2 separate regions of the Homo sapiens genome follow, and region 2 is linked to region 1. The links are chromatin loops, found by intact Hi-C in ENCODE. Cell type or tissue: MCF 10A. All regions are shown on one strand. Links, peaks and the distances in the headings refer to the core of each region. The heading gives the core; the rest is flanking DNA. Region 1 overlaps TARID (TCF21 antisense RNA inducing promoter demethylation). Region 2 overlaps TARID (TCF21 antisense RNA inducing promoter demethylation).

Evidence for each region. Hi-C counts contacts between places; a loop is a spot of excess contacts. Peaks named below come from ENCODE experiments on the same cell type or tissue, not always from the same donor. Only the 100,000 strongest peaks of a DNase experiment are listed, where the experiment ranks them.
Region 2: it touches region 1 in a loop (15-fold over the local background); 2 of 110 quality-filtered maps call a loop at or near these places.

The regions. Positions count from the first base shown.
Region 1 is chr6:133,699,281-133,710,893 of GRCh38, reverse strand. All of the region lies in intron 4 of TARID (TCF21 antisense RNA inducing promoter demethylation), which reads left to right. Among named protein-coding and RNA genes, the nearest start is that of LINC01312, 120 kb to the left of the region's middle. RefSeq lists a silencer at 3,076-3,276, a cis regulatory region at 9,123-9,140 and an enhancer at 9,060-9,204. In MCF 10A, for the core only: no CTCF peak of the experiment used is centred there; a DNase peak (open chromatin) is centred at 5,603.
Region 2 is chr6:133,585,452-133,597,064 of GRCh38, reverse strand. The region is part of intron 4 of TARID (TCF21 antisense RNA inducing promoter demethylation); the gene reads left to right. Among named protein-coding and RNA genes, the nearest start is that of EYA4-AS2, 130 kb to the right of the region's middle. In MCF 10A, for the core only: no CTCF peak of the experiment used is centred there; a DNase peak (open chromatin) is centred at 6,014.

The DNA of each region.
Region 1 (11,613 bases), core at 1,996-9,995:
TAACAAGATTTGATGGTTTTATAAGGGGCTTCCCCCTTTGCTTGGCTCTCATTCTTTCCCTCCCTGCCGCCATATGAAGAAGGACGTGCGTGCTTCCCCTTCCACTATGATTGTAAGTTTCCTGAGGCCTCCCCAGCTATGTTGAACTGTGAGTCAATTAAACCACTTTTCTTTATAAATTACCCAGTCTTTGGTATGTCTTTATTAGCAGCATGAAAATGGACTAATACAACTAATATCTGAAAAATTGATATCAAATCATTTAACCAGCTGAACTGGTATCCGTACTAAGTAGTTCATAGTCCATTTGACTATATTTCTTTCTCAGATTTTTTTCATTCCTTGGGCATGGCTACTATCACTAGTGGAGAAAACAATTAATTAGGAATCATAATATAAAATGATGGAGTTGGAGTTGAGATTAATAGCCGGTACCCAGGATTTGAATTATACTTTTAATAATCAAATAAGACTCAGTCTATATAAGTGCAACTTAGTGCACATTTACGCCTTCTCTATATTGATTGATTTATTCAATATTTATTATTGTGTATCAGACTTTGTGTAATTCATTGCATGTACAATAAGGAACAAGAATGAAGAGGTCCCTTCCCTTCTCTCTTCCTCCATTCAACTATTTTGAATTATCTTACTCCCCTTCCAGAATATAGACTCTTTAAACAGGCTCTATGAATCTTTTAAACAATTTTTATCATAGTACTTAGTACAAATATTTTGCAACAAATTTGCAATAGTATATGTGCAATAAATATGTAAATAAAAAGAAAATTTACAACTGGAAGTAACTTAGACATAATATGGTGTAATATGCAGAAGATTGAAACTGGACCCCTTTCTTACACCATATACAAAAATCAACTCAAGATGAATTAAATACTTAAATGTAAAACCCCCAATTATAAAAACCCTAGAAGATAACACAGGCAATATGTTTCTCAACATAAGAACGGGCAAAGGTTTCATGACAAATATGTCAAAAGCAATTGCAACAAAAGCAAAAATTGACAAGTGGGATCTAATTCAAGTAAAAAGCTTCTTCACAGCAAAAGAAACTATCAATAGAGTAAACAGACAACCTACAAAATGGAAGAAAATATTTGCAAACTGTGCATCCAACAAAGGTCTATTATCCAGCATCTATAAGAAACTTAAACAAATTTACAAGCAAAAAACAATCCCATTAAAAAGTAGGCAAAGGACATGAACAGACACTTTTCAAAAGAAAACATACATGTGACCACCAAGCCTATGAAAAAAGCTCAGTATCATTAGAGAAATGTAAATCAAAACCACAATGAGATACCATCTCACACCAATTCAGAATGACTGTTATTAAAAAATCAAAATATAACAGATTCTGGGGAGGTTGCAGAGAAAAGGCAATGCTTATACACTGTTGGTGGGAGTGTGAATTTGTTCAACCATTGTGGAAAGCAGTATGCCAATCCTCAAAGAGTTAAAAGCAGAACTATCACATGACCTAGCAATCCCATTACTGGGTATATACCCAGAGAAATATAAATCATTCTACCATAAAGACACATGCATGTGAATGTTCATTGAAGCACTATTCACAAAAGCAAAGACATGATGTCAACCTAAATGCCCATAAATGACAGACTGAATGAAGAAAATGTGGTACATATACACCATGGAATACTATGCAGTCATAATAAATAAGAAGATAATGTCTTTCTCAGGAACATGGATGGAGCTGGAGGCCATTATCATTAATAAACTAACACATGAACAGAAAACCAAATACATCTCACATATAAGTGGGAACTAAATGATAACTCATGAACACAAAGAGAGGAACAATAGACATTGGGGTCCACTTGAGGATGGAGGGTGGGAGGAGGGAGAGCATCAGAAAAAATAACTATTGAGTATTAAGCTTAGTACCTGGGTGCCAAAATATTCTGTACAACAAATCCCTGTGCAACAAGTTTACCTATATAACCAACCTGTACATGTACCCCGAACCTAAAATAAAAGTTAAAAAAAAGAAAAAAGAAAGAAATGATATGGTCTAATGACTTAACTCCTATGGATAACAAAACAGTTAGGCAACTTACCCAAGGTCCATAGTTAATGACACAGGCAGAACTAGGATTCAGGTTTCTTAGCTTAGGTTTAGGGCTTGTTATTGTCAGCTCTTCTATTTCTAGGAAGATGATTTTCATAGAAACTTTCAAGGATGAAATAAAACCTGTGTGTTATATCAGAATATTATATTAATAACTATATTATGTTAAAATATGTACATTTCACCTAATTAGAAATGAATATAGTGAACAGATACAGTGGTGGTGAATTAGGGAAAGTAGGATGATGTTGAAGATAATGAATGAGTCTGACTTATGTATAAAATATCATCAAAGATGAAGGCAATTACTATGAACCTTATAGAAAGGAAAAAAATACTAGTACAGAAATTTGAGAAAATCATTAATAAATAAATGATTAATAAATGAATTATATGCCTCCAATAAATATAGAATAATGAAGAAGAGGGAAGCATCTGAGAATAGACTTTCTGAATTTTATATTTACATTCTGAGATTTAAAGTAGAAGCTTGAGGATATGGTAAAATTTTGTTATAAACAAATATACCATATACTTAAGTCTACAGAATTTTGAATACTATATGCTACATATAATTGAGTTTTATTAATTCAAGTGATATTAAAGATGCACATTAATTTTATCAGGGGGTTGATTGAGTTAGTATAGGCTATTATTATAATAATTAAACTGAAGGAAAACAAGAGAGATATTCTAAACTTATAAATGTGGTAGGTCAATATGACACTTTGAGTTTCCAGTCTTCACAACATTTTCCTCAATGTTATGGTTTTAATCTTCATGTAAGCTCAGTGAATTAAGTGAGAATTTTCTAAGTATCTACATTTGACAAATAGGAAAACACATGTGTAGAATGACATTTTTGACTTATGCTTATATGATTGCAGATTTGTATACAAAACCAGGTTGCCTTATTTTGAGTTCGTTGTTAATTTTCTTGGTTCATCCCTGATTAGTGAGTCATCTTGAAGTAACGTCATTCAGATACTTTATTAAGCATTTTAACTCATAGACGGCTCAGCAATACAGAAACAATTTTAAGTATTACCAGCAGTAATAAACAGAATACGCCGAATTTGTTGCTGAGGAAACCCACAGTAGCTTTCAGAAATCACAGGAAACCACAGTCAAGATTTCAGCTGCCCACACCATCAGTGAGTGATTTGAAGGAAATTGCTCACACCACAACAGAACTGCACCATCTGTCAAAGCCACTTGCTAGAGGGGTAGTAATGGCTCTGCCTTCCCTCAGCCTTTCACACTCCATGTAAATGCCTCTTGTTCTCAGGCTCTGAACCAGAATCCTGCTGGCAAGGGATTCTGGAAGAAGTGCTCCTTGATTCCAGCTCCAGCATGGGATACAGGGGAACAGGCAAAGCATGCTTGTTGCCCCTGATAAAAATAACACATTGTCCTTCGACATACAGCTTATAAAATTTCTTAAGAACAAGCTATTTGTTTCTAAATTATTATATATTTGAGACCTAGATGTTTTCTATGGATAGTGTGTACTAAACATATGTTTATTGCTGCTGCTGATAAGAGCATTATGGTGGTTTTCTGTAACTTGCTTTAGTGTTATATTGTTTTTGAATGCACTCATAGAAAAATTGTCAAATCTACTGTATCCATACTTTAAAATAAGTCTTTTGTTAAATCATCAGCAATAACAATGAATTAGTAATAGTGGCAATAAAAGTAATATGCAAACACTTACTGAGTTTATAGACTATTTCCAGTGTGGTACTTAGGGTCCTTTACATCTCTTGTTCCAAATCTTACCACAATTCTGCTAGGGAGCTATTTCACATTCCACTTTATAGATGAAGAAGCAAATATCAAGAAATATTAAGTACTTTCCCAAGATCACACTTATTCAAACATAAGTCTGCCTGACTTCAAACATGCTTCTCCTACAACATTTGTTAATTTAGATTATGTGAACACAAGTAAATACAGCATATATATACATTACTGTAAATACATTACATCATTCAATTTTCAATTTGTTCCCATAGTAGAAAATCAGAAGAGAAATTACCTTTCTCTTCTTTTTAGTATTTTAAGTTAACTCTTTGTGAAAACAGTAACAGAAACTGTGACAGAATGTGAAATTGCATTTAATATAAATATGGTTCTCAAACTTTAAGCCCCATAAGGTCAATTACAAAACAGCTGTCTCCTAAAATGTTATTTTCCAGCAAAACAAAAAAATCCATAAAGGATCTTCTTTGTCTGTTTTCTGCTACTGCCACAGAATACCACAAATCAGGTAATTTATAAAGGAAAGAGATTTGGTTTAAGGTTCTACAGGCTGAGAAGTCCAAGATCGAGGATCTACATCTAGTGAGGGCCTTCTTGCTGCATCATAACATGGCAGAAGGGCAAGTGAGCACACAAGACAGACAGCAAATGGGGGATGAGCTTATCCTTTTATCAGGAGCCCACTCCCACAATCACAGTCTTAATCCACTCATGAGGGCAGGGCTCTCATGACCTAATCGTCTCGTAAAGGCCCTCCTTAATATTGCTACAGTGAGAATTAAATTCCAGCATGAGTTTAGGAGGGGGCAAACATTCTAGCCATAGCAGTCTTCCTTTAGTGCTTTGTTTTGAAAAGCAGTGGCAATGAGAAACATCGAGAATACCCTTGCCTCGAGAGATTGGTGTCTCCTGTGTTTCATGTTTTTTCTCCTGCCATTCTACTTTTCCATTTTTTTTCTTTTCCAAAGCATGTTCATTTAGAGCCAGCTAGGGTCACCTGGCAAGCTGTCTGTGTAACAACTGCTTCCACCACTGTCACTACAGGCCTTCTGGATGTTCATTTCATTCCAATTCTCTGACTAAGTTGTATCAACAATCTCCATATTATTCTGAGAAAATTGCAGTAGGTGCAGCTAAACTCCACCCAGTTAAAGTATGGTATAAAAAATCTTATGAGACCACTGTTGTATATGTGGTCTGTCATGAACGGAAATGTTATGTGGCATGTGACTGTACTAGAATTTATTTTGTGGAGGAAATGAAAAATAACAGTAATGTATAAAACAATAGTTCTCAAACTCTTTGATCTCAGGACTCTTTTAAACATTTTTATAATACTGAGGATTCCAAAGACCTTTTGTTTATTTGTGTGATATTGATCAATATTTACTGTATCAGACAAAAGCGTAAATGCACACAATCCCACAAAATTTTGCATTCCACTTCAAAGGGCCCCTTGATTCCCTTTGTGGTGCATCCACAGATTATAGATCAAAAAACTAATATATTGGAATTTGAGCTTAGAATACACGTCTGATTTTGCCAGAACAATTTGGATTGGTTCTAAAAAACAAAAAACTTCACAATTTTGGTTTTCTATTGCTGAGCTAAAATATTCTATAGTATAAATCATGCTGCTGGGCTAGATGGCCTTTAAAATCCCTCCAAACCTAGGATTATATTGCATTATGATTCATCCTTATTGGCTAGTTAGACTGTTCTGATTTCACTGCTCTATTGCACCACCGTTACTTCACTCAAGTCATATCCAACTGGCCTCAAGTTTATTCCCCAGAAACTGTAGTCATAAATTTATCTTCCAATTTCCTTTGCTTAATTTGGAAAACATTTAGTGAATTTAAAAGTCAAAGAATAAAAAGCATGGCAAATAGCTTATTTATTACACAAGTACATACTTCTCATGACAAGGAACAAGAGAGGAAGTATCTTTTGGCCATAGCATTTAATTTTCACAATTCACAATCTTCTTTAGCTTGTCAATTCCATTGTTTCCTTCTTTTCTACACTACTTTTTCAACAGAAAAATATTTCCATTTTTACAAAAGGACATCTTTATCCAAGTGTGCATACCCAATGAGCAAGATCTCTTCTGCTTGAGAAGGGCTACTGTGCCATAAATCAGCAAAGATATTTTCAGAAATCCCAAGAGCAAATTGTGACCTTGAATATATCATGTATTTTCCAGGACTTTTGAAAAACTTTAGAGGCAGAAAACTCACTAAACATTAAAATTTGTGTTTGTGTAATATGAATCAGCCAGTTGGTTACTAGAAATTGCAGCTCTAAATGTGGATTTTCCAAATATAGGAATGTTTGATATTTGAAAGAAAAAGTTCAGACTTTAAATTAAATGCATGTAAGTGAATCAGCAAATCTGAGTCTGCCTAAATTTTCTCAAAATGAGATTTGATTTAGCCTCAAGTGTGAGTCAACTAACTGGCTACTTACTAACTGGTGTTATGGCCTTTCCAGTTGCCTTTCTGCCTTGTCCTCTTTCCTGCCTAACTTGAAATTTTCACTATACAAAATTCCTACATGTAACCTAGACCAGGATGCTAGCCTCTCACTAGTACAGAGCAGACCAGGGCATTATTGAGTTGATGCCTTGCTTCTGAGGATAACACACATACTTTAATGCCAGTAAAAGGAGAAAACTGAAGGCTGTATTCTCAAATCTACACACACACACACACACACACACACACACACACACACACTCCTTCCTGAAAAAAGCAAATCTGAGTGTTCTGAATGATGGAATAAGCTTAGGGACATCAGCACAGAGCTATCATCAGCATCAGAGCAGTGAAGATATCTAGAAAACACATCACCTGCTTTACGTTTTTTCTATCATCAGTGCAAGGGTCAGGGAGCCCTAAAATTTTCTTTCTTCCAAGATGGGGAGTTCTAGAATGGTCCATAAAATAAGTATATCTGTGTTTTCTCTCCAACTGAATCATTCACGTGTTACTTTCTGGCATGTCCCACACCTAAGGAACCGCTGCATTGACAAGTGTAAATAATACATCTTAAGACCAGGTATGGTAGGTAGCTCATGCCTATAATCCCAGCACCTTGAGGGGCTGAGGTGGGAAGATCGCTTGAGGCCAGGAATTTGAGACCAGCCCAAGCAACATAGGGAGACCCACATCTCCACAAAAAGTAAAAAATTATCTGGGTGTGGGCTGGGTGTGGTGGCTCACGCCTGTAATCCCAGCACTTTGGGAGGCCGAGGCGGGTAGATCACAAGGTCAGGAGATCGAGACCATTCTGGCTAACACAGTGAAACCCTGTCTCTACTAAAAAAAATACAAAAAATTAGCCCGGTGTGGTGGCGGGCGCCTGTAGTCCCAGCTACTCGGGAGGCTGAGGCAGGAGAATGGCGTGAACCCGGGAGGTGGAGCTTGCAGTGAGCAGAGATGCGCCGCTGCAGTCCAGCCTGGGCGACAGAGCGAGACTCCATCTCAAAAACAAACAAACAAAAAAAATTAGCTGGGTGTGGTGGCACACGCCTGTAGTCCCAGCTACTTGGGAGACTGAGGCAGGAGGATCACTTGAGCCTAGGAGGTCGAGGCTGTAGTGAGTCGTGATTGCCCCACTCCACTCCAGTGTGAGCAACAGAGTGAGACCCTGTCTCTAAAATAAATAAATTTTAAAAAATACATATTAAAACAAAAAGGAGTCATGCATCTCAAAGTGCAAGCCTGGTAGCTGGTAGCAGCTTTCTCAACCTGAGTGGCATTAGCTAGTTCATTCGCTCACATTAGAGAAAATTTCTTCCCTCTCACTAAACAAATCTTCTGAGTAATCACATATACCAAATATTGAGAGAACGTGGATCATTGGGACCTCATACATGGCTGGTAAAGTAGAATAATTGCTTTGGAAAAGCAATTTGGTGCTATCTTGTAAAGCAAAACATGCAAATAACCAGTAAATCCATTCTTAGGTGGACATAGAGTAGCCCAAGTGCACCAGGAGCCAAAGACAAGAATGTTTAGAGCAACTAATATGGTTAGGCTCTGTGTCCCCACCCAAATCTCATCTTGAATTGTAATCCCCATAATCCCCATGAGTTGTGGGCGAAACCTGGTGGGAGGTGATTGGATCCTGGGGGCAGTTGCCCCCATGATGTTCTCATGATAGTGAGTGAGTTCTCATGAGATCTGTTTGTTTGATAAGTGTGGGGCTTTTCCTCCTTCATGCACTTCTCTCTCTCACCTGTTGCCATGTAAGAGGTGCCTCTTCCCCTTCTGCCATGATTGTAAGTTTCCTGGGGCCTCCCCAGCCATGCAGAACTGCGAGTCAATTAAACCTCTTTTCTTTATAAATTACCCTCTCTGGTATGTCTTTATAGCACTGTGAAAACAGAATAATACGGCAACTCTGTTCAGACTTCTAAAAAGTGAGAAAGTACCCAAATGCCAACAGGGATACAAATAAATAAACCTGGTCTAGTCATACAAAGTCCTAGTACACAACAGTGAAAGTGAATGACCACAGAGCAGCATGCATAAAACTTAGAACAAAATGTTAAGTGATGAAAAGGCAAGTCCCGAATACTATAGATAGTATGATACCACTTTTAGAACACTCAGAAACTAAACACTATCTTGTTAAGATATAGGCATATGTGATAGAATCATTTTTGAAAGCAAGGAAATTAAAAACATAAGACTTTGGATCCTGGTCATCCTGGGTTGGGGGAGGCAGAGAGGGAGGGCTAGGAAAGAATACCCAGTGGAGGCTAATTTTTGGCGATGTAGTAATTCTTGGATTGTGGACACTTTATGACTCATAAAGAGGTCACACATATTCTTTTGTATATATCAAATATCATATTAAGGACATAGAGGAGAAAGGAAGATGTTAAGGGTTATCTTCTTTCATTTCTTTCTAGTCCTCAACAAGGAGAAATAAATAACTGAGAGGCTCAGAGAAAGTCCGATTGTTAGAGAAATTGCGGTCATGTCTCTCTTGAACTTTTTGCTGCCTTCAACACAATGCTTTCTTCACAGGAAGTGTCCAGGCAAAACCTCATTATCAACTCCAAACATGAAGCTCATGTCCAACAGGACATGGGAAGCTTTCAGTTGCCATACGCTGCCCCCAGAGAATCCACTCATTTTGTGTGCTTGTCGACTGTCATAGCTCAACTTGAGTGTCCACACGATAAGCTCTTCAAGGCAGAACATTTCCAGCTGTTGTGGTCAGACAGCAGCAGGTTCTTATCTGAGGACAGCAGGGCCATGTGGCACACCACAGCCGGGGCAGTGTCAGGGGAAGCATGTGGTCTCTGTACACAGTAGCAGGGTCCAATAGACAGCAATTAGCACCGGGAGAATGAAGATGAACGGGACATATACATAACCTTCATAAAAATGTCACAGGGAAAAAGACTCACAAACCATATGGATCCATGCTGGGGCTTTCCCAGGCATGGCCTTTTATGAGAGGTCTTTTCTCTGCTGTGTCTTCCTGGCCAGTTCTAAAAAGGGAAGTAAAGTAATAGGCTGCCTAGGTGATGTTGGATCAAATGTAAAGGACATTTAAATCCACATGTTGTAACTTTCTCCACTCTGAGTTTTCTTGATCAGTTGTCTCATCAGCATCATATGTTGATTGTTAATTAGATGGACCACCTCCTCTTGTACTATTTTCTCTTTCAGTTTTAGTGATATTTTTCTGAACCTATGAATATTTCAGAAATTTCCTCATCCATTTTCGAAAGACCAATACTTGGGTGTTCTTAGTTGTTAGCAAAGAAACAGAAATCCTCACTGGCTGACTTAAACAGAAATATAATTATTCAAAAGGATTTTGTCTCACTTACAAGATCATTGAGGTGGCTGCATAATCAGTCCCAGGAAACTGACTGTGCCTGACCCCATTCTAGGTACTCGAGAAATATCTCTGAAGGAAATAAACAAATGCCTCCACCCTCTTGAAACTTATACTCTAGGTTAGGGTCGGGGAGAGTGAGTTATTGGGAGACAGACCATACCAATGGATACCATAAAGAAGTAAGTTAGGTAAGATGATTGTAAGTGATAAATGTTTTAGAAAAAAGGAGAGCAGAGTAAGTGGAATGTGTTAGGGTTCTTCAGAAAAACAGTCAGGTTGACACATAAAATTAACCATTACAGGAGATAAGAAGGGTGGGTGTAGAGGGGCTTACATGTGCAGTTTTTAAATGGTGTGGTCAGGAAGGTATCATGAAAAGGCTGACATTCAAGCAAAGATTTGCAGAAGCATAGGAATGAGAGAACTTGTTGTGCCCATTGCAAAACATACAATATGGCATGTGGACCATTTCAGAAGGCACAAGGAAATGATTTCTGGGATTGGGGAGGGTGGGAGGGAGGTAAGAATGAGGGATGTGCTAAGCCTTATGGGGAATAAAGAGATAAGGGGGTTAACTGGGAGCATGGGGCTTTTTTTGCTAATTGATATAAACAGAGAAAAAGGGCTAAATGAGAGTATTCCTGGATGGATTCAAGGCAGAGAGTGTGGACTAGAGGAAAATAAATTTGGGGTAGCTTTGTCTTAGGCTTAATTTGCAGGTCCTTTCTGGCCCCTGAAAATGGTGGCAAAGGCCCAGGGAGAGAGTGGCCTCAGACTCAGTGCACTTATTGGAAGAGATGTCTGCTTATTTTGGGTTTTTAGGGTCTGTCTTAATATGTTAATAGAGTTAAGATTTTTGGAGAAGCTGGTGGTTATTCCCAGTGTGCAGACCTCTCTTGACACTTGATGACAGGGTAGAAAGTCTAGGTGATTTTGGTGGAGTCATCTGACCAGCTGCATCTAGGTCATGTTCCCATCCCTATTCCCAAAGGAGATTGGTAAATAGAATATCTGACTCATGATGCAAAGTCCTCAAACATTACACAGGGATTTGGATGCTGGACCATTGAAAAAGAAGGAAGATATTTAATGTATTTTTTAGTCTAGCCTTTTTAAAATGTAATGAATTTTGGGTTCTTCATAATACAAAATCCTCTTCTATCATTTTCTTTACAGTTTATTTGTTGAGGAATCTGGGCCATGTGCCCTGTAGTTTCTACCATCTGGACCTGCTGAGTGCATATTCATGGTGCTGTTCAACATGTTTCTCTGTTCTCTGTATTTTCTGCAAACTGGCAGATGAATTTAGTCTTTTTTTTTTTTTTTTTTTTTTTTTTTGAGATAGAGTCTTCCTCTGTTGCCCAGGCTGGAGTGCAGTGGTGTGATCAGGGCTTATGGCGGCCTCAAACTCTCAAACTCCTGGCCTCAAGGGATCCTTCCAGCTTAGCTTCCTGAGTAGCTGGGACTACAGGCACACACTAACATGCCTGGCTAATTTTTAATTTTTTTTTTTTTTGTAGAGATAGGGTCTCATCATGTTGCCCATGCTGGTCTGAACTCTGGGACTCAAGCGTTATGCTTCCACCTCAGCCTCCCAAAGTGCTGGGATTACAGCTGTGAGCCACTGTGGCTGGCTTGAATTCAAAGTTTTGATCTGACTTAAATGAAACCTTTTTTTTTTGCAAGATATACGAAGTGTTATTTCATCAGGAAGCAAATAATGTCTGGTTATCTTTTTTTGGGAGGTATTTTTAGCTACTATTGATGCCATATGCCTGGATCAATTAGTTCTGGGTTACAAAAGGATAGTTTTTTAAATTCCACATATTATTTTTAATTTATTATATTTCAACTTTAAATGCACTTTATTTTTT
Region 2 (11,613 bases), core at 1,767-9,766, 110 kb after region 1:
ATAAAGACAGAAAGTTCAGAAGTGGGGAACCTATAGGTTAAAAGAGATTATAGATGGCCAGGTGTGGTGGCTCACGCCTGTAATCCCAGCACTTTGGGAGGTCGAGGCAGGCGGATTACGAGGTCAGGAGATCGAGACCATCCTGGCTAACACGGTGAAACCCTGTCTCTACTAAAAATACAAAAAATTAGCCGAGCGTAGTGGCGGGCACCTGTAGTCCCAGCTACTCGGGAGGCTGAGGCAGGAGAATGGCATGAACCTGGGAGGCGGAGCTTGCAGTGAGCCGAGATAGCGCCACTGCACTCCAGCCTGGGCGACAGAGTGAGACTCCGTCTCAAAAAAAAAAAAAAAGAGATTATAGATCATAAGAAATACTGAATAATCATAATATGTGGATCTTTTTGACACTGATTTTTAAAAATTCCTTATGATATTTATGAGACAATTAGAATCTGATTATTGACTAGTTGATAATATTTTATTAACTGTAATAATTATTAATATTATAGTTACATCTTTTAAAATATCTTTATCTTTTATAGATACATACTAAAATTTTTATAGATTGAATGTGAACAATAAATCCATGAAACCAAAAGTAGCATCAGGCTTACCGATAAACCATAGGAGAAAATTTCTATAAATCAGGAAAAAAATAAATATGCCCTCTATCTCCATTATCATTTAATTTTTTTGGAAGTGTTTAATAATTGACTTGATAAGTGAACTAAATGAAGAATACAATATTTACAACAGAGGAAGTAACATTATCATAAGTTACAAAGAAAATTCTGTAGAACGTGAACTGAAAAACAATTAGAAATAATAAAAAAACCAGTAAGTCTACTGGTTACAATAATAATGTATAAAATCATTAACTCTCCTTCACACAAACAAGAGCTTTGAAGCATAAAGATAAGCAAGATCACATTCAAAATGGCAGCAAAAATGTACAACACCTAGGCATAAATGTAAGAACTATGAAAGACTATGTGAAGAAATATTTGAAGCTTTAATGAAACATGAAAAGTACGTAGAAGAAACTGATATAACAAAGATATCCACTTTCTAAGTTAGTTTGCATATTCTGTACATTCTTAAACAAAAATCAATATGATTTGGGGGTAAAGAAAACCAATATGATTTGGGGGGTAGGTTTTGGGAAAAAATATGTTACATTTCTTTTAACAAATGAGCCGGTAACTATGACTAAGGAAAGCAGCAGGTTTTAAGTCCTCCTTTGCCTGTCTCCCACTCTGAGAATGAAGGAAAGCCAAGACACCCTGAGCTGTCCATCCACAGTGGGCTCACTAATGGGGGCTTTGGCTCCCGCAGCCCCGCTGAACCCAGCTGAACAGAAGAGGACACTGTCAGCAGCTGTGAGCCCTCATACAACATCTCACTTAAAATGTCATGTGTGCTACTTGGTTTAAATTGTCACCCCTCCAGCAACCACAAACAATGCAGACACAGCAGATGTGTTTTCTATTTAGAATTAAACAGTTTATCTCAACCACTGTCATTGTTATAGGGAAAAAATAAATAAATATCCATCTTAATGTAAACTTCAAAAGGTACTTTCTGGCAACATGAGATACTTTCAAATCCAAAGTCCTCGGAGAAAACTAGGATTCGACCACAGATTTTTTTTCAAATCGGGATGCTGGCAGCTCCAAGAGTAGTAAAATGTAGCCTGGTCAAAAGATTTTTGGCTAGATATTACATACAATAACTCATGTCATTGATGCTTAATGGTCCAAAACATTAAGTAAACATCATAAATGTCTTTTGTTATTAAACGTTCCATTCAAACATTTTGTTTAACTCTTGTGTAATGGATAGAAAATAAGAAAGCTATAGTAGAGACTGGCCTTCATGATAATCTCTGATTCACCTTTCGGATATGTTTTTAAAGATGTATGCCATCCTGAAAGTTACAGCAATAAAATAGCTTTCTGTCTTTAGAGCATGCATTCTATCTCTGAAAGTTAGGCTACTTGTAAGTTTGACTCTGTTAGGTCAAGTTCAAATTACCACCCATGTGTTTAGAAGACTATAACTTTGTTCTCTCTAAAGTTGGGAGTCAGCCTTCCTCTGTGATAAATAAAGTAGAAATATGGGTGTTTTCTTAATGTGAGGTTACGAAGACAAGGAAAATGCTACTTTTCAAAGATCGTTTTACAAGAATAACAATTGCTGTAGTAAAAGGAAAAACCGAAATTGGTTCGTAAAAAATGGCCTATCAAGACAGTGATCGTCTAGTGTCGTCCACCCAGTCCACAAATCTTGACATAAATGCACTTGTGTTCCATAATCTGAAGGTTCCGTTCAGTCGTTAAAACATGACTCATTTTATCCTGGATCTAACCTCAGCTTTTCTCTTGCAGTGTTTTTTCAATCTGTAGCTAAAACATAGTGAAAAGCCCTGCAATGACATTGAAATTGTTATATTTTCTCATGGAGCTTCTTTTCTTCCAGTTTGAGTAAATACAGTTGCTCAGCTGCCCTACTTGGATTATATATTCTCATAAGCCTCAAGTGCTGAAAGAGTTATCGGGATGCTTTCTGTTTCTATCAGGGAAGAGAACATCCAAACAACACAAACCAAACGGACCTCCATTTATATTTTATAACTTTTGTGTAAAAAAGACCTGAAATCACATTTGGTGCATTGCATCCCATCTCAGTCAATTCTAACTGTATGTTTTGCATCATATGCAGGAGGCATTAACTTTCTTGGGAAAAGGCACCTACACTGTTCTAAATTGTGTTTTTCTGAATGAAACTCCTGGAAGTTGATGTTTTCGTAGTATATCTATAATTCATCAGTTTATTCATTCATTCACTCTGTTTTATCTGACAATTTTTTATTAAGCATCTACTATGCTCTAAATCAGAAAATCCTGTCCTTACATTTATGGAATTGCTAATTATATTCCACTTGGTTGGCCATATTTCTGCTCCTGTACAATGAATACAGTTTTTTTTTTCTATAAAATTCATCCAAATCCTTTAGGACAATCGCCCCCTGTTATCTACTGTGGAATGACCAAGGCCACTGTGTTGTACTTTTAACTATAGTTATATAGGATCTAGAGCCATAGATTTTGCCATGAATGCTACAAAAATTAGCAGGCATGCATACTTTTATAAGAGTAATAACAGGTAAGGAGCAACAGCAACAACTAAAATACTGTTATTTATCTTCTGAGCTTGGGAAAAATAAATATTCCTAACATGTATTCTAAAGTATTTGTATTTTCACTGGTTCCAAGATCTGATGCCTACACACATGATTATAGAGAAATTTTTGAAATATACTGCATAAGCAAACATGTAGTGAGGGAAATTCATAACGTATTGTTTCTCTATCAAAAAACCTTAACATTTCCTGCTATCAAACTACTATTTGAGAAAAGTGGTATTTCATGGCTCAACTATCTACATCTTGATAATGTCACTGCATTATAAACAAAAATATGGCTGGTCTGATATTTGAAATCAAATATCATGCAAAGGGAATGAGGACAACAGTGACAATGTATAAATAATAACATTGGGCTTGCTGGTTTCTTATCTATTTTTGTCACAACAGAAGCTTTATTGGAATTTTGGAAAAGAGAATATGTTAGTAATCAAACTTGTCAATCAATACCAAAAACAATTCCTTTTCCATTGAAGGATTTTAGAAAGGTAGAAGCAGGAAAGAGAAGAACTATGAGCTTCCCCCTGAAGAGATCAGTAAATATTAAGAGATTCTGGAATATTCATATCTTGCAAATCATTATTTAGTTCTCCCCCTTTCACTGCATTAAATAACATCACTGAGAGAAATTTAAACATCCGCTTTATAAGAATATCAAAGAACATTCCTAGATATTATTATTTGGTGGAAGAAAATTTGAATGTCCTGAAAAATTCCCACACTACTAACAGCTATAGAACCATTAAAGCATAAAGGACTCTCTTAATGACTTTCTGTGGCACTTCAGCGCATGGGGTCTAGGAACACTGTATTACAAATCTCCAATCTACTTCTATTAACAAAGAACCAGATTACCTCTGTTCATAGGCTTGTTAATGACAGCCGGTTTTTTCATTGGCTTACCTGAAGAGATATGCTTTGAAATAAACTTTGGAGAGCTTTATATATTTATGTGGAACTGTTCTCTAAAAAGAGGAAGGCAACACAGAAGTCAATAAGAACTATGAACTGGGAGCCAGGATGCCTGTGTTCTGGTCCATGTCTTGAGCCCATGTAGTGATCCAGGTCCAGGGGTGGCTTGTTCTTTCCACCTCTACTTCTCTCTTTGAAGACTTTTGTGCTTCCCTCATTAATAAAGATGCTTGGCACTTAAAATGTGTAAAATATGTGAAGACTCTTTACATTCTAAAAAGGAGAAACAAAATACTAGGGGGGAAGGGAACCAGAAGATTTTCACATGATTTATATTGTGTTGAAAACAGGGTGAGTAATTTTAAGGAGGATGTCCTTCCTGATGAGAGAACTTAGTAAGGACCTTAGGTTTCAAAGGCAGACTTAGAGGTAACTTAGACAATAGGTCTCATATTGTTTTATAGTTTACCTGTAATATGAGGAAGGACATCATTCTTTAGGGCACTCTGTAGCCTGTAGTACCAACATGAAACTAATGTAAGGAAGAATTTTGGATTATTCATACCAAAGTCTAATTGCAGCCCAAGCAATAATGTTCAGTACATTCTTTCTGTGTGATTATTGCTTTCTGTCTTTTTGTTCTTCAACCTGAGGAATGGCTCCAGTAGAAATGTAATTTTGAAATAGGTCCCGTATTTATGGGCTGCCAGAACATTTTTTTTGAAGTTGTATTTTATAACTTGGGTATTTGAGGAGAAATTATGCACGAATGCCCATCCAGAAAAATTCTCTTTATTACAAAGATTTGAAAACATATTCTGAATTAGAGATTTTCACTGGTTAGAAGAGAATGCTATTTCATCAATTCACTCATAAAGCAATAAGGATATAAAAACAGGAGTTCAGAGCTATAATAATCCTAACTTCTATTCACATGTATTATATCTGAAAAGGGGTCTGATTTTCTTTTTATGCAAACCAAAAGAATATTTAGCCATAATATTTCTTTTTAAATATTAAAATAGTTTGTTATGCAAAACAAAACAATTATGGAAGTCCTAAGTGATGAGATGATTATCTCTTCTTACTATACAAAGGAATCAAACATAATGGAATAAATAAGCAATGTGATGATGAGACTTGTTTTACGATAAATGTAAGACATCACAATCAAACATGAGCCAATGCATAGCCTCCATTTCAAATGAAATGACAGTCTGCTATCTTAAAAGAGCAGTTGGTTCATAAATTGACTATAAAGTGCTTCTTTTAGCTTTTAGTGAACATCCTTTTTTAAAAATGCACCCAGAGATAAGATATTCTCCAATGCTCAAAGTGGTCCTCCGATTACAGTAGAATTTTAGTGTTTACACATCCTAAAGGATTGGAAGAGCATGAGGCAATAGAGAATGCTGGAGTCTCATTCTTGTGACTAATTTTTTTGTAACACATCTCTTTCCATACTTTTAATGGCTAAACCTCTATAGATAGTGGATTAGCCAGAGCTTTTTCAGTGGCAAGTGACATAAACCCAAATGAATTTGAGCTCATGTAACCAAACTATGAAGGGGGTATGGGTGGAACAGAAATGCTCTGACAATTTATCCCAGGTTCTGAATGCTGTCAGCTTATTACCATTCAACACCCCCTCTCCCCACTCTCTCTCTCTCTCTCTTTCTCTCTCATGTTGCAGTCACTATCCTAGACATTGGAATACAATCATGAACAGAGGAGCAATAGAACTCTCCACCCTTATGAGGTAGCATTGTTTCATAAACCTTTAAGCATGAGTTTAGTGTAGTCAGACAGATGGGGAAAGGGCAACACTGGAAGAGGAAGCAGCGTGAACAGTTAACCAAGGGAGGGAAGTGCATGTGATGAAACATGCCAGTAATAGCTAGGGATCAAGTATGGGCATGAAGAGAGAGCTGAAAGCTAAGGTATAGTCGAATGCCAAAGACATTGGGTGCTACAATAACAAGTGAACAACTACGATGTCATTCTGAAGATGAGTCAGCAGAATCTGCAAATATAATAGGTAAAGAAGAGAGAATTGTCCAAAGTGAGTGTAAAGTTTCTAATTCTAGAAACTATGAAGAAGCATACCCCATTGCCTCCACTCACAGACTTTACATATAGCCACGCCAAACTATAATTGTCAGTATGAGTCAGGTTTCTCCAGGTAAACAGAACCAACAGGGTACAAACATATTTGAGAGACAGAAAGGAAGAAAGAGAGAGGAATTTATTATAAGGTACTGGCGTGATTACGGAGATTGAGAAGTCCCAAGTTCTCTAGTTAGCAAGCTGGAAACCCAGGAGAGCCAATGGTGTAAGTGCCAATCTAAAGGCCAGCAGGCTCAAGACCTAAGAGCCAATGTCCCAATTCGAGTCTGAAGGCAGGAAAAGACCAATGTCCCAGATCGAGGAAAAGGAGTTTCCTCCTGCAGAGGATCAGCCTTTTTGTTCTGTTCAGGCCTTCAGCTGATTAGATGGCCACCCACATTAGGGAGGGCAACTGCTTTACCCTCCCTAGAGGGCAATCCATCAATCAAATGCTGACGTGATCTGAAAATACTCTCACAAATACACCTAGATTAATGTTTGACCACATATCTGGGAAACCTGTGGCCCAGAAACTTGACAGATAAAATTAACCATCACAGCTGGGTTCCGGCACATTTTTGAGCCTTTGTTTACGAGAATTCCTTGGTTGGAAATATTTTCTCCACCCTCCTGCCCTTTCTTTACTCTCAATCCTATTAGCCGCCACCTTCGTCTTTGAGAATACCTGCTCATCCTTTAACAATTTGCTCAAATGTCATCTGTGAAGTCTTTTCTGAATTTCTGTGCCCCAGACTCATCATTTTTTAGTTCTCCTAGCACCCTACATTAACTACCAATATAGCAATATCATATTATTTTAATCTCTGGTTTAAACTTCTGTCGTCTTGTACTAAAATGTGATTCCCCCAAAGGTATGGATAATTTTTTCTTTTTACTGTTACATTATTTTATTTCTCCTAGGTATGTGTGTGTGTGTGTGTATATTTATATATATGTATGACTTGAAAAGAGGGACTCACACAGATTATTTGTAAACCAATGTTTGTAGCAGCATTTTTTCACAATAGCCAAAAGGTGAAAACAACCCAAGTGTTCAACAGATAAATAGATAAACAAAATGTGATATATCTATTCAATGCAATATTATTCATCCATAAAAAAGACTGAAGTTTTGATATGTGCTACAACATGAATGAAGCTTAAAAACATTATGCTAACTGAAATAAGCTGACCATAGTTTGTATTTTTTTTTTTTTTTTTTACGACAGAGTCTCTTTCTGTCACCCAGGCTGGAGTGCAGTGGCGTGATCTCAGCTCACTGCAACCTCTGCCTCCTGAGTTCAAGCAATTCTCTTGCCTCAGCCTCCCAAGTAGCTGGGACTACAGGCAGAAGCCACCACGGCCGGCTAATTTTTTGTAGTTTTTGTAGAGAAAGGGTTTTGCTATGTTGGCCAGGCTGGTCTCAAACTCCTGACCTCAGGTGTTCCGCCCACCTTGGCCTCCTAAAATGCTGGGATTACAGACCTGAGCCACTGCTCCCAGCCAACCATGTTTTATTCATTGTTGAATAAAATTCAACAGTGTTGAATTCATTTTATTCAACAATGAATACCTACCACTTAGCATGGCTCCTGGAATATGGGTGGTACATGTATAATGATTTCGTGTATAGATTTGGAGCCAGAGTTCCCGAGTTCAAATCTTAGGAACTTCACGTCCTAGTTATATGATCTGAGCTAGTTATTTAACTCTTATGCCTCATTTTTCTTATTTGAAAAGGGTCAAGAAGAGGTGAAACAAATGTACATATCTTGTAGGGTTATGAGGATTGAATTAATTTGTAAAGAGATTAGAAAAGTATCTGAAGGCCAGGCACAGTGGCTCACGCCTGTAATCCCAGCACTTTGGGAGGCCGAGGCGGGTAGATCACGAGGTCAGGAGATCGAGACCATCCTGGCTAACACGGTGAAACCCCGTCTCTACTAAAAATACAAAAAATTAGCCGGGCGTGGTGGCGGGCGCCTGTAGTCCCAGCTGCTCAGGAGGCTGAGGCAGGAGAATAGCGTGAACCTGGGAGGTGGAGCTTGCAGTGAGCAGAGATCGCGCCACTACACTCCAGCCTGGGCGACAGAGCGAGACTCCGTCTCAAAAAAAAAAAAAAAAAGAAAAAGAAAAAGAAAAATATCTGAAACACAGTAACACTAACAAATGTTAATTATTATCATTATCATTGTTCATGTTATAATGAATTTATGGATGAGATGCAGGTTGGAGAGAAGAAGTTCTTAATATTTAAGAGAATAGCTTTTAGAAAAAAACTATTAACTCTAAGGAAACTTAAATTGTTTTAAAAGATATTTTGTGTTGTATCACCAAGAGCATAAAAGAATGGGCACTGAAGCCATGCCGCCCAAATGGAAATCATGGCTTCACCATGCCCTAGCCATGTAGCCTTGGATAAACCACCTAACTGTCTGAGCTTCAGTTTTCTTTTCTAAAATGGGATTCGAAGAGGTTGTTATGAGGACTAAAGGAGACAATGCATGTAAAGTGCTTGACATAGTGTCTGGCACAAATTAAACACTGTTTAATAAATGGTAGCTGATATTAATAGTGTTAAACTAATAGTCTTCATTGAACTCTTGACTCTCTTCGATTAAAAATATTAGTCAGTGATTTTTAATATTCTATCCCCTTTGATTTTTCCTACAATTTTAAGGGAAGGACAGGCTTTTTTATGTTGTAATAAGGTTTTAGCTAGTTTTCCAGAATGCCTACATATGTAGTCATAAACATGACATTCCTCCAAAGCTGACCTCAATCATTTATTACTGCCTAGACATGGAGGAGCAAAATTCTTCATCTTTGTGTAATGTTAAGCTCAGTGCATGTCCTAGTTTTAAAAATAAGACAATTATGCAGATAGAACAGATGGATTGTATCGGTGGGTGTTTATCATTTTTTAATATTTTGAAACCAGATGTGCTACATACACATTGCTGGTTGCCTTCTAAGGAAGCTTCATTGGTGGGTTACTAATCTTTAATAAGAAGTTACAATGTTTTCATCCAACTTAAATCAACTATTTTTGATATACAATTGGACAACCACTGCTGCAAGCCTTTAGAAAATAGAAAACAGATGCTTAATACAAGAAATACTATCAGCCAAGAAATTCCTGATGATCTTTTTATAAAATGTAAACTTACATATTTTATGGGTCCTTTAATGAACTGCTATAGAACAACTTCAGCAGTCAAAACATTTCATGAAAATAGACGTGAACAATTTGTCACTTGTTAGTATATTTACAGAAAATCCTTCAGTTGCACTCCTGGGAAAATGGGCATAATAGTGGTTCTTACTAGATTATTAACAACATCTGTTATTTGCTATAAACCTGATTGGATACGTTGGAGAAGGGAGGAGTTAGTATAAACAAACCGATATGCCTCTATTTCTCTAGGTGTTTCTGTTAGACCTGACAAAGATCCCTTGCAAGGGCATGAATACTTCTGTGTTTATTGTACTCACAGGAGAAAGGTGGAGTTCAGAGCCATGCCAGAGAGATTGTGTTGTGTTTCAGGATGTCTTTGGCAGAGAAAAGTCCGACAGAGACTTAGACCCTTGTGAGTAGAATTAAGGACCAGAAGAGTCTAAAGGGAGCCTTAACATCTGTCCATTAGGACAACCATTAAATCAACCTTCCATTGGCTCAGTTCAACTCTAAAACTGAAGACAAGGAGGTAGCTAGTTCCATTTCCGAATTGTGCCTCTGCCGGATGCGGTTGTATGTACCCTGTACCTCCACAAACTGGGACATCGAAGCAAGGATTGGTAGAGTGGGAATTAACCCCTCCCATAACTCCACCCCATCACCAATGTCAATCTCATATACCCTTCACCTTGGTTTATGATTTCTAATGCTGGTTTGGAGTATAAGAGAGCAAAGTGAAGAAAAAGTAGAAGAGTTGATAGACAACAATCTAAGGAGCAGGGCAAGTAGTTTGCACTTAGCATCATCCCAAAGAAGAGGATGGGCTTTTAAGCAATTTATATATTAAAAAAAAAAGCATCTTGCCCATTCCTCTTCGCCAGTGTCCCTGGGAGGAAATGGAGGCCTGATCATCTGATGGTGCTAAAGTCAACAAATTTACAATAGAAAAGGATTTTCTCTCCTGGAAATATACCCAAGCTATTTTCTTTGTTTAAAAAAATAAAGATCTGCTCTTACGATCCTTTGTGAAGTTAAAAAAAAAAAAAAAAAGAAGGAGATACTACCATACTAATAATTTGCTGCCTGTGGAAAGGTTTAGACAAATAGGCTTTCTTACCTTAGTAAGCAATGAGTGGAAATCCCCATCTTGAGAAAATTCAACATAAAATACAACATTTATAGCTTAATGACAGTGTTACTATCAAAAGACTTAGGATATCCATAAATCTGAGCAGGTAGCAGGAGATGAGTAGGCTCTACTTAGTGATATATACTTTTCAAGATGCATAAATATAATTAACATGCTCATAAGGAACTTACAGGCTTCTAAAAGTAATACAAATAATGTAAATATGGCAGAGACTGCTATTTACTAATAAATGTCTCTTTTAAACATCCAGCTAAATGGCTGCACACCCCTGGCAATTAGGTGTTACATATTATTAGATTCCCATTAATGAAATGTAAGCAGAAGTATTGTTTGGGATTTTTAGAAGGCTTTCGAAGGGGAGCTAATTCGTTTGAGAAGAGGGCCTTTTTATTCCTTTCCTTCTGACTTCCTTTCTCCTGTTTACTGGAATATGTATGATTTGAGCTTTATCAGCCAGCTTGAACAATTAGGTGATTTTCAGGATGAAAGTGCTAGGTTGGGCAAACACCAAAAAATAGAATCTAAGACTGGATCATTTTGAGCAAGGAATCTAAATACCTAAATTCCTAAACTGAGAGATCCCAATTGCGTTTACATTAAATAACAATGAAGTCTTGTCTTATTTGGACCAAAACGAATATTAAATGCTACACTAAATTACTATAATTAATCCTGGGAAGTGATAAGTGCTAATTTATAGATACAAATCAAATACCAGGAGAAGGGAGGAAGGGGAAATCGTGATGATCAGGGAGGAATTGCAGAGGAGATGGTGTATTAGTTTGCTCAGCTGCCACAACAAAATACCACAGACTGAGCAGCTTAAACAACAGAATTGTATTTTCTCACAGTGTTAGAGATTGGAAATCAAAGGTCAAGGAGCATTCAGGGTTGCTTTCCAGTGAGGCCTCTCTTCTTGTCTTGTAGACGGTGACCTTCTTTGAAGGGTGTGTCCTTATATGGCCTTTCCTCTGTGCACATGCAGAAAGATTTCTGGTGTCTCTTCCTCTTCATATAAGCACATCTGTCCTGTTGGATTAGGGCCCCACCCTTATGACCCCA